Linked DNA regions of Homo sapiens: regions 1 and 3 are each linked to region 2. A link is a contact called in ENCODE Hi-C or POLR2A ChIA-PET data. All regions are on one chromosome and are shown on one strand. Each heading gives the region's core, a stretch centred on a gene start or an enhancer-like site at or near the end of the contact. The rest is flanking DNA. Distances are from core to core; before and after follow the strand shown. Region 1 holds the start of CACNB3 (calcium voltage-gated channel auxiliary subunit beta 3). Region 2 holds the start of FKBP11 (FKBP prolyl isomerase 11). Region 3 overlaps KMT2D (lysine methyltransferase 2D).

What was found. A loop is a pair of places that touch in the nucleus more often than their neighbours do. ChIA-PET counts read pairs that join two places held with the same protein, here RNA polymerase II (POLR2A). Pooled maps may share reads with other maps.
Region 1: a loop to region 2 is called in a pooled map, with 3 times the contacts of the local background. The contact joins the promoter of CACNB3 here to the promoter of FKBP11 in region 2. A Hi-C loop is called at or near these places in 2 of 37 single-sample maps with no recorded cell type and 8 of 50 pooled maps. POLR2A ChIA-PET finds 5 or more read pairs at or near these places in 6 of 52 experiments (H1, HEK293, OCI-LY7 and 3 more).
Region 3: a pooled map shows a loop between it and region 2 (5-fold over the local background). The contact joins the enhancer-like site here to the promoter of FKBP11 in region 2. A Hi-C loop is called at or near these places in 1 of 37 single-sample maps with no recorded cell type and 8 of 50 pooled maps. POLR2A ChIA-PET finds 5 or more read pairs at or near these places in 7 of 52 experiments (AG04450, GM12878, H1 and 4 more).

The regions. Positions count from the first base shown.
Region 1 is chr12:48,817,014-48,819,812 of GRCh38, reverse strand. It overlaps CACNB3 (calcium voltage-gated channel auxiliary subunit beta 3), which reads right to left and starts at 1,317. Exons shown (of 13, transcript NM_000725.4): 1 at 839-1,317. The coding sequence starts at 883. RefSeq lists a silencer at 1,050-1,519.
Region 2 is chr12:48,924,047-48,926,772 of GRCh38, reverse strand. It overlaps FKBP11 (FKBP prolyl isomerase 11), which reads left to right and starts at 1,281. Exons shown (of 6, transcript NM_016594.3): 1 at 1,281-1,473; 2 at 1,662-1,727; 3 at 2,125-2,212; 4 at 2,517-2,550. The coding sequence starts at 1,345. RefSeq lists enhancers at 916-1,015, 2,276-2,335.
Region 3 is chr12:49,042,713-49,045,678 of GRCh38, reverse strand. It overlaps KMT2D (lysine methyltransferase 2D), which reads left to right. Exons shown (of 55, transcript NM_003482.4): 20 at 714-935; 21 at 1,157-1,276; 22 at 1,375-1,479; 23 at 1,681-1,811; 24 at 1,897-2,044; 25 at 2,251-2,316; 26 at 2,493-2,603; 27 at 2,801-2,938. Among named protein-coding and RNA genes, the nearest start is that of KMT2D, 17 kb to the left of the region's middle. Within about 2 kb of position 1,716, at least 2 of the 41 ENCODE cell types and tissues checked have a DNase peak (open chromatin) inside an H3K27ac peak, as active enhancers do.

The sequences.
Region 1 (2,799 bases), core at 68-2,567, 110 kb after region 2:
AGTGGGTCAGGAGATAAAAGCAAAGAGGAGAATTAAATATTTATCGGTTGCCTGTTTCTCTGAGCAAAGCGCTTCCTCTCCATCCCCAGGCCCTCAGCTCCTCTGGCCTCACCTCCAGGCCCTCCATGCTGGGCAAGAGCTCAGGATGCCCGCTGCAGAGGAAGCCTCAGCAGGGGGCTGTGGAATAGATGGGGCTCAGTCACCTGGCCTACCCATGTGCTGGGCGCCCAGGTTTCAGCCTGGGAGAGAAACTGGGCTAGAGAAAGGGTGAGGAGATGAGGCAATGCGCAGAGATGGAGGGGGTGGAAGGGAATAATGGAGCTCCTCAAGTTTTAGGATCCGTCTGTCTGAAGAGGTTGGCCCCTGGCTCCCTGATGTCCTCTCAGCTCCCTGATGTGTCGTTTGCTTGAGGCACAAGAGGTCTAGAATGTCTGCCTCCCCAACCACCTCGGCGGCTCTCCTAGCTGTTGTGTTCAGACCCCAGAAATCCAGAATTTGGAACTCCAGACATGGCGTGTTCCCTCTCCAGAGCCTCTGTGCCCTCGGCCTCCAGCCCTGCCTTCTCCCACCCCTCTTTCCTGGGCCGTGGAGCCACCTGCTTGAGCCCTTCCCCTATACTGCCCCCTCTCTGCACACACCCGATGCCCCAGGGTCTGAGTCTGGGTCGCTGGGGAACGCTTGGCATGAAAATCCATCTCCCCACGTTCTTAGAGCGCCCCCCTACAAACCCTGCCCTGCCACTGAGGCGTTTTTCAAAGTCCTGAACCGGGGAAAGGGTTGAAGGGAGAGGAGGTGTCACCCCAACTTCCCCGCCCCCACCCTCATCGTGGGCACTCACCGCCTCCGAGTCCTCAAACCCGGGCACGTAGGAGTCGTCATACATGGGGGAGTCCGGGTCGGGGGAGCGAGCGGCGCCGGGGGCGGGAGCGGCCCGGAGGCAGGGGCAAGGACTGCGGGCCGCGCCCGGGAGATGCCACCGAGCCCCGCAGCCCTGCGGGCGGCGGCAGGGAGCGAGAGAGCGCGAAGGAGGGAGCGAGCCGCGAAGACCAGCTGCTCGGAGCTCAGATCACCGCTCCCCCCACCCCACCCCCCCAAACCCAGCCGGTCCCACCCCGAGCGCGGCTGAGGAATCTGGCGCCGGCTCCTACAACAATAGTGCCCGCCCACCTGACCCCCTCCCCGGGAGAAGGCGGGGGCGGCGAGGGGGCGGCGGCCACCGGGGAGCCCGGGCCAGGCCGGGAGAGGGGAACGAACCCGTGCTAGGTGGAAGGTGGGTCCCCGAGCACCTACGGGGCCGTGGCGGCGGGGAGGAAGGGGAGGAGAGGCTGCGGGCAGGGCGGATCCAGGCAGGGAGGAGGCGGGGCGAGGAGAGATGCGGAGACAGAGACGCTCGGCAACCCAGGAACTACTCCGCCGGGAAACAAAGGGCTGCGGCGGGGGAGGGAGGGGGCGCTGAGACCGCGAGGGAGACGCGACCCGGGCGGAGACTGGAGAGGGCGCAGGTGTCGAGGAAACCGGAGAGAGAGAGGCAGAGGGAGGACGGAGAGGACAGGAAAATGGGGAGACCGTGGGAGACAGAAGAGGCGCGGGAACGAGCGGCAGACGGGGGAGGGGTCCCAGGCGACAGCAGGGCGGGTCTGGGCCCGTGCGTCCCGGAGGCTCCGAAAGCAAACCCCGCAGTGGTCCCGGGGAGGAATGGGCTTGGTGCCCCCAGGCTAATGACAGGACGGCAGCTCCTGCCCCAACAGGTGCCCGGCCCCCTCAGTACGGGGACGCTGCGGCAAAGGCGGTGTTGCCCAACCCTTGAGAAGGGGGGAACTTTCCGTGAGCTGGGTAGGCCTCCCCACACCTGTTGCACGGATAGATTTTGTCTTAGTCCTGCCAGGATGGGGGTTCCCTTCCCCACTTCCCTGCCAAGGATTGTGCCAGACAGTGCCAAGGCATCCGTGGGAACTGGGGCAGAAAGGGGCTGTTTTAGGTGAGCCTAAAGGGAAGGGGAAAGAAGCCAGAGGGTGGAGGTAGGGGGATAGTTGTGGGTGGGATCCTGGCTACACTCGGGTTGGGAGAGGAAAGGGCCAGTCTCCTCGGAGTCACTAGGGTAAGGCCAGATTCTCCCCTTAGCAGAAGGGCTTGTACCACTCTGCACCACTCAGTCTCCTTTACAGGAGCATTGAGATTTGGGGTAAGAGAGCCGCAGCCCTTATCTTGAGGAAACTTTCCCCAAAGATCCACCCATTTGAGCTCTTTCCTTTTTTCATCTCCTGAGCAAAATTCCTTCTTTGATTTTTGACTGCCTACCTTTGTGCCCCACGAGGAGGATGTGCGTAGACAGGGGTTACACTTGGAGGCCTCCTGGTGCCCATGCTCTTGGCCCTGAGCTCAGTCCTTTTCCTTCCCAATTTCTCACACCCGGGAGTTCAGCAATCTGCTCATCCCTCCTTGGCTTGAGGAGAATCAGAAATCCAAAACTCTGACATGGCTTAGTAAGATCTATGGTAGAAAGCACTGTGCATGGGAGAGAGAAAGCCCACCCAAACCAAGTGGCTTCCCACCTGGGTCACTTATCGGTGTTATCTTGGCAAGACAAAGAAGAGCTGCATCTTCAGACTGACATCTTTAGTCTGTCTACTGTGGGTGGCCCAGAGCAGCCCTGCCCAGCACCTTCCTCATGCTGGGTTTGACAAACAACTTTGTTGCAGCCCCTGTGGCTGAAGGGACTGTCTCCTCTCCTGAGTCCAGCACCAACTGGGGTTTGGTCATATACTGGATTCTTCTGTATTGGAAGTTCCCAGACACTGC
Region 2 (2,726 bases), core at 32-2,531:
ACCTGTAATCCCAGCACTTTGGAAGGCCGAGGTGGGTGGATCACTTGAGGTTGGGAATTCGAGACCAGCCTGACAGACATGGAGAAACCCTGTCTTTACTAAAAATTCAAAATCAGCTGGGCATGGTGGCGCATGCCTGTAGTCCCAGCTACTCGGGAGCAGAGGTTGCGGTGAGCCAAGATCGCGCCATTGCACTCCAGCCTGGGCAACAGGAGCAAAACTCCTCCCCCTCAAAAAAAAAAAAAAAAAAAGAAATCTGGTGGCTCACGCCTGTAATCCTAGCACTTTGAGAGACCGAGGCAGGCGGATCACCTGACATCAGGAGTTTGAGACCAGCCTGGCCAACATGGTGAAACCCCTTATCTACTAAAAATACAAAAATTAGCCGGGCGTGGTGGCGGGTGTAATCCCAGCTACTTGGGAGGCTGAGGCAGGAGAATCGCTTGAACCTGGGAGGCGGAGGTTGCAGTGAGTGGAGATGGCACCACTGCACTCCAGCCTGGGCCACAGAGCGAGACTCCATCTCAAAAAAAAAAAAAAAAAAAAAAGTGAAGTCTTTACATAAATGGATTACGTGTGCTGCCCTTTGAGAAGTTTGTTGATGAAAGGAGAAAGGAAATAGTAGCACCAGAGGAAAAGATCAGGGATTTACCCTGTTCTTACAGGATAACAGCTCCTTGCTCTTTTCAGCTAGCTTTTCAAAGGACAGGGATAGGACAGCCCCCTGCCTTATTTCGGATACTTGGATCTATAACCTCCAGAAATTCAAGCTGAAGTAGCTGGAGGTCGGAGAGGAATGAGAACTGCCTGGGTGGGGTCTGCCAGCCAGACACTGCCAGGATAGCCACAAGGAGACGACTTGGAAGAACAGACAGCAACCACGTTGGACTCAGGCAGTCCTGGGTTTGAATCCTGTCTCTGTCACCACCTAGCCTGATGACCTTGGGCACATCCTGAGCACCCTGTGCCTTATCTGTAAAATGGAAACAATCATGCCGACCTTTCAGGGTGGTTTTGAGGATTAGAGACTAGCTCCTGACACACAGTAGGTAATCGTAAATGGGTGCTATTGTTTGGCCCGACCCACGTTATAGGACAGAACGTCTAACGGATGCGTCAGAACCTGCGCCCTCCGGATCTTGGAGGGTACAGAGGGCGCCCCTCGGCCTCCTCCCTTTCGGAGGTGGGGACAAGGTGGAGGAAGGGCTGCAGGAGGAGGAGCTCTAGCATCGCGACCCGCCCCGTCCCGTCCAGTCTGGCCTGGGCGCCGCGGGAACGCTGTCCTGGCTGCCGCCACCCGAACAGCCTGTCCTGGTGCCCCGGCTCCCTGCCCCGCGCCCAGTCATGACCCTGCGCCCCTCACTCCTCCCGCTCCATCTGCTGCTGCTGCTGCTGCTCAGTGCGGCGGTGTGCCGGGCTGAGGCTGGGCTCGAAACCGAAAGTCCCGTCCGGACCCTCCAAGTGGAGACCCTGGTGAGGAGATAGTCCCGACCCTCAGCCCCCGTGGGCCGAGCCTTGTTGGGTGGTAATACTGGGGTCTCAGCGAACCTGGGAGCCGGGAGGAGAGGAAGTGCGGGAACTGAGTTGGGGGTGGTGCCGGGTCTAGGGGCGAGAACGGGATCTTTGGAAGAGCATCCGTGACCCCTGTAGTCCGATCGTAGGTGGAGCCCCCAGAACCATGTGCCGAGCCCGCTGCTTTTGGAGACACGCTTCACATACACTACACGGTGAGGGGTCTGGGGGGCCGGGGCGGGGCCTGGGAGGGGGCGGCGCCCTGCTGAAACACGTCAGCTTTGGCTTGGACACGTGGCAAGCGGTTCGGGAGAAGAAACTCGGGGCTCTGGGGTCGTCGAGCACGTGGCGAGGGGAGAGACGTTGCTCTTCCGTGCCTCTTTTCCCTCCTTGCTTTTCTGCCAGTTCCTACCTGGCACGGAGAAGTGCAGGGTGGAGAGATCTCCGAGAAGCGCCAGCCTTCTGGGGCTTCCTGTTCCTTACAGCGGTAAGGGGAACGCTAGGCTGCCGCACTAAGGGGGCTGCCGCCGCCCAGCGGTCCAGGTGTGTGTTGCGCGCCTGCTGGGAGGGAGAGGGTGCTAGATGTATGCTCTTGATGCTCTCTCCCCCCAGGGAAGCTTGGTAGATGGACGTATTATTGACACCTCCCTGACCAGAGACCCTCTGGTTATAGAACTTGGCCAAAAGCAGGTGATTCCAGGTATGTGACCTGTGCCTCCCATTCCACCTCTTCCCAACCTAAGCCCTTTCTTAGCCTCTTCGGCTCCAAAGCTGCCCTGGAAATCCCCCCTGAAATGAGTAAGACCCTAGGGCTCTACGAGTTACCTCCTGAGGTTCAAACCTCACTTCTAGTACTCCACTTGTCCCATATCCTATTGGAAGCCAGAGATTTAAGAAGTGAGGGAAAGGTCAATTGAGGATGGAGGAGGAAGACTTTGATCTTCATGTCATGGGATTTGGGGAAGGTGGATAGCTTCCAGTTCAGTTGTGTCTTCTTCTTCAAGGTCTGGAGCAGAGTCTTCTCGACATGTGTGTGGGGTGAGTATCTCGGCAGGGGTGGGCCTGGGTACCCCCTTTGCATGGGTAGAGGCTTTCTCGGCCATCCTCACTCCTTAAGCAGGAGAATGTGGAATAAAGGACCCTGCTTCCCACTGGACAGGTCCAGGTCAGTGGGACCTCTGAGGGCATTCAAAGCCTCTGTGCCTCTTGCGCTG
Region 3 (2,966 bases), core at 467-2,966, 120 kb before region 2:
TTTCGTCTTCAGATCTCTTTTTTTTTTTTTTTTTTGAGATGGAGTCTTGCTCTGTTGCCCAGGCTGGAGTGCAGTGGCACAAGCTTGGCACATTGCAAGCTTTGCCTCCCGGGTTCACGCCATTCTCCTGCCTCAGCCTCCTGAGTAGCTGGGACTACAGGTGCCCGCCACCACGCCCGGCTAATTTTTTGTATTTTTTAGTAGAGATGGGGTTTCACCGTGTTAGCCAGGATGGTCTCGATCTCCGGACCTCGTGATCTGCCAGCCTCGGCCTCCCAAAGGGCTGGGATTACAAGCATGAGCACCGCGCCCGGCTGAGAACATAACTCTTTTTCCTAAGTGAAAGGGGCCAGGGACATCTCCATCGTGATATGGCACTGCTGCTGGCATCTAGGACACTGTGTGCTGGCATTCAGCAAGTAGGGGCCCTCATAGCCCCAGACAGCAAGAGAATCTATTTAGTGAACCTAGGGTTAATCATGAGCAAAGGCAGGCTTCTGAGTTACAGTTCCTCTCTGAATCTCCCTGGGTCACTGACAGAGAACTCGGGCCTCAGCCAGTGCCCCTTGGTGGCCTGTTCTCCTCAGCATTTAGACCCTAAGCTGGACTTTTGTCACTGCCTTTGTCTCAGCTAAGGACATAGGTTGAAACTTGCAGTTCTGGTTTCCCTGGGGCTTCCATCCAGGGATCACATACTCTTTCCTCTTATGCAGAGCCCCAGTACTTTCGCTTCGAAGGTGTGTGGCTGACAGAAACTGGCATGGCCTTGCTGCGTAACCTGACCATGTCACCACTGCACAAGCGGCGCCAACGGCGAGGACGGCTTGGCCTCCCAGGCGAGGCAGGATTGGAGGGTTCTGAGCCCTCAGATGCCCTTGGCCCTGATGACAAGAAGGATGGGGACCTGGACACCGATGAGCTGCTCAAGGGTGAAGGTTAGCTTGGGGAATCTTAGGGAGCGGCAGAGTAGGGGGAGCGTGACTCTGGGAGTGGGATGTTGGGTGGGGGCTACATTGCCACTCAGTTACCCTTAAGCACTGCTGTCTCGTCTAAGTGGCTCTGAGGCAAGGTATTCAGCTCTCTCAGTGGCAGGATGACAAGGTTAAAAGGGCCTATAGTTCTGATTTGCCTCCATCTCTTCTGTCACCATACGCAGGTGGTGTGGAGCACATGGAGTGCGAAATTAAACTGGAGGGCCCCGTCAGCCCTGATGTGGAGCCTGGCAAAGAGGAGACCGAGGAAAGCAAAAAACGCAAGCGTAAACCATATCGGCCTGGTGAGGTCCTGGGATGGGGTTGTGGGGTGGTGGGGTGGTGCGGGGCAGCTCAATAGGTCCCCCAGCGGCTTCTCATCCACAACTCTGCCTCCTCATAGGCATTGGTGGTTTCATGGTGCGACAGCGGAAATCCCACACACGCACGAAAAAGGGGCCTGCTGCACAGGCGGAGGTGTTGAGTGGGGATGGGCAGCCCGACGAGGGTGAGACGGGTGAGGGCACCAGTGGGGCCTGGGAGAAGGTGGGGCAATGCTAGAGAGACCCAGGGGGTGGACTCATTGAAAGGGCCAAGAGGGTGGTAGACCCAGCTGGTGTTGTGGGAGAGAGTAGGCACAAAGTGTCACCCTGCAAGTTGGGAGCAGCATGCTCTCAACCCGAGTCTGACACTTCCGTTCTGTCCACAGTGATACCTGCTGACCTGCCTGCAGAGGGCGCCGTGGAGCAGAGCTTAGCTGAAGGGGATGAGAAGAAGAAGCAACAGCGGCGAGGGCGCAAGAAGAGCAAACTGGAGGACATGTTCCCTGCTTACTTGCAGGTGGGTCTCAGGCTCCAAGCAGTGAGGGAGGTGTCTGTGCCCTGCAGGGCATGAAGAAAACTGTTTCTCCTTGACTGCCCCACAGGAAGCCTTCTTTGGGAAGGAGCTGCTGGACCTGAGCCGTAAGGCCCTTTTTGCAGTTGGGGTGGGCCGGCCAAGCTTTGGACTAGGGACCCCAAAAGCCAAGGGAGATGGAGGCTCAGAAAGGAAGGAACTCCCCACATCGCAGAAAGGTTAGTTATGTGGGAGTGAGTGGTGTGAGAGAATCCAACTTTCTTCTGGCTTAGGAGCTGGCAAGTTATTTGATGGGAAATGGACTGGCCTCCAGGAGTCAAGGGTGGGGTCAAGGGTCCTGGCCTGTAGGGCTGTGGGACTGGAGACCTGTTCTGGGCATCAGATGTAGGACATCTCTGATTGGAGGGGGGACTCTTGCTCATAGGAGATGATGGTCCAGATATTGCAGATGAAGAATCCCGTGGCCTCGAGGGCAAAGCCGATACACCAGGTGAGGGCTGCCGGGGTTACTGTGTCCTGTCTTGGCCTTGCTTGCCTCTGTCCCTCTGCTGTGCCCCTGAGCATTGTCAGTGTTGGAGGCTGGAAACTGTCCCATGGCCCTCTGTGGTTCAGAGTGGCCATGACCCATCCTGGCCTTGACCCATGGGTTTCTCCTGGCATTTACAGGACCTGAGGATGGGGGCGTGAAGGCATCCCCAGTGCCCAGTGACCCTGAGAAGCCAGGCACCCCAGGTGAAGGGATGCTTAGCTCTGACTTAGACAGGATTTCCACAGAAGGTGAGGCTGTGACCCGTACCTCTTTGTGTATAAGGGTTTTCTATGGGAGAAGGAGGAGGTCCTATCTTTGGGACTGTGATCTGTACAGCTTCTCTGGTGGGGAGTCCTGGACTGTTCCTGGCCATGATCATTTGTAGACCTGTGGTGTCACCTGAACTTCCCAGTCTTCCTCAACAGTGTCCTTCATTCCCCCACAGAACTGCCCAAGATGGAATCCAAGGACCTGCAGCAGCTCTTCAAGGATGTTCTGGGCTCTGAACGAGAACAGCATCTGGGTTGTGGAACCCCTGGCCTAGAAGGCAGCCGTACGCCACTGCAGAGGCCCTTTCTTCAAGGTAATACAGGTGGGAGTGGTCTGAAGAC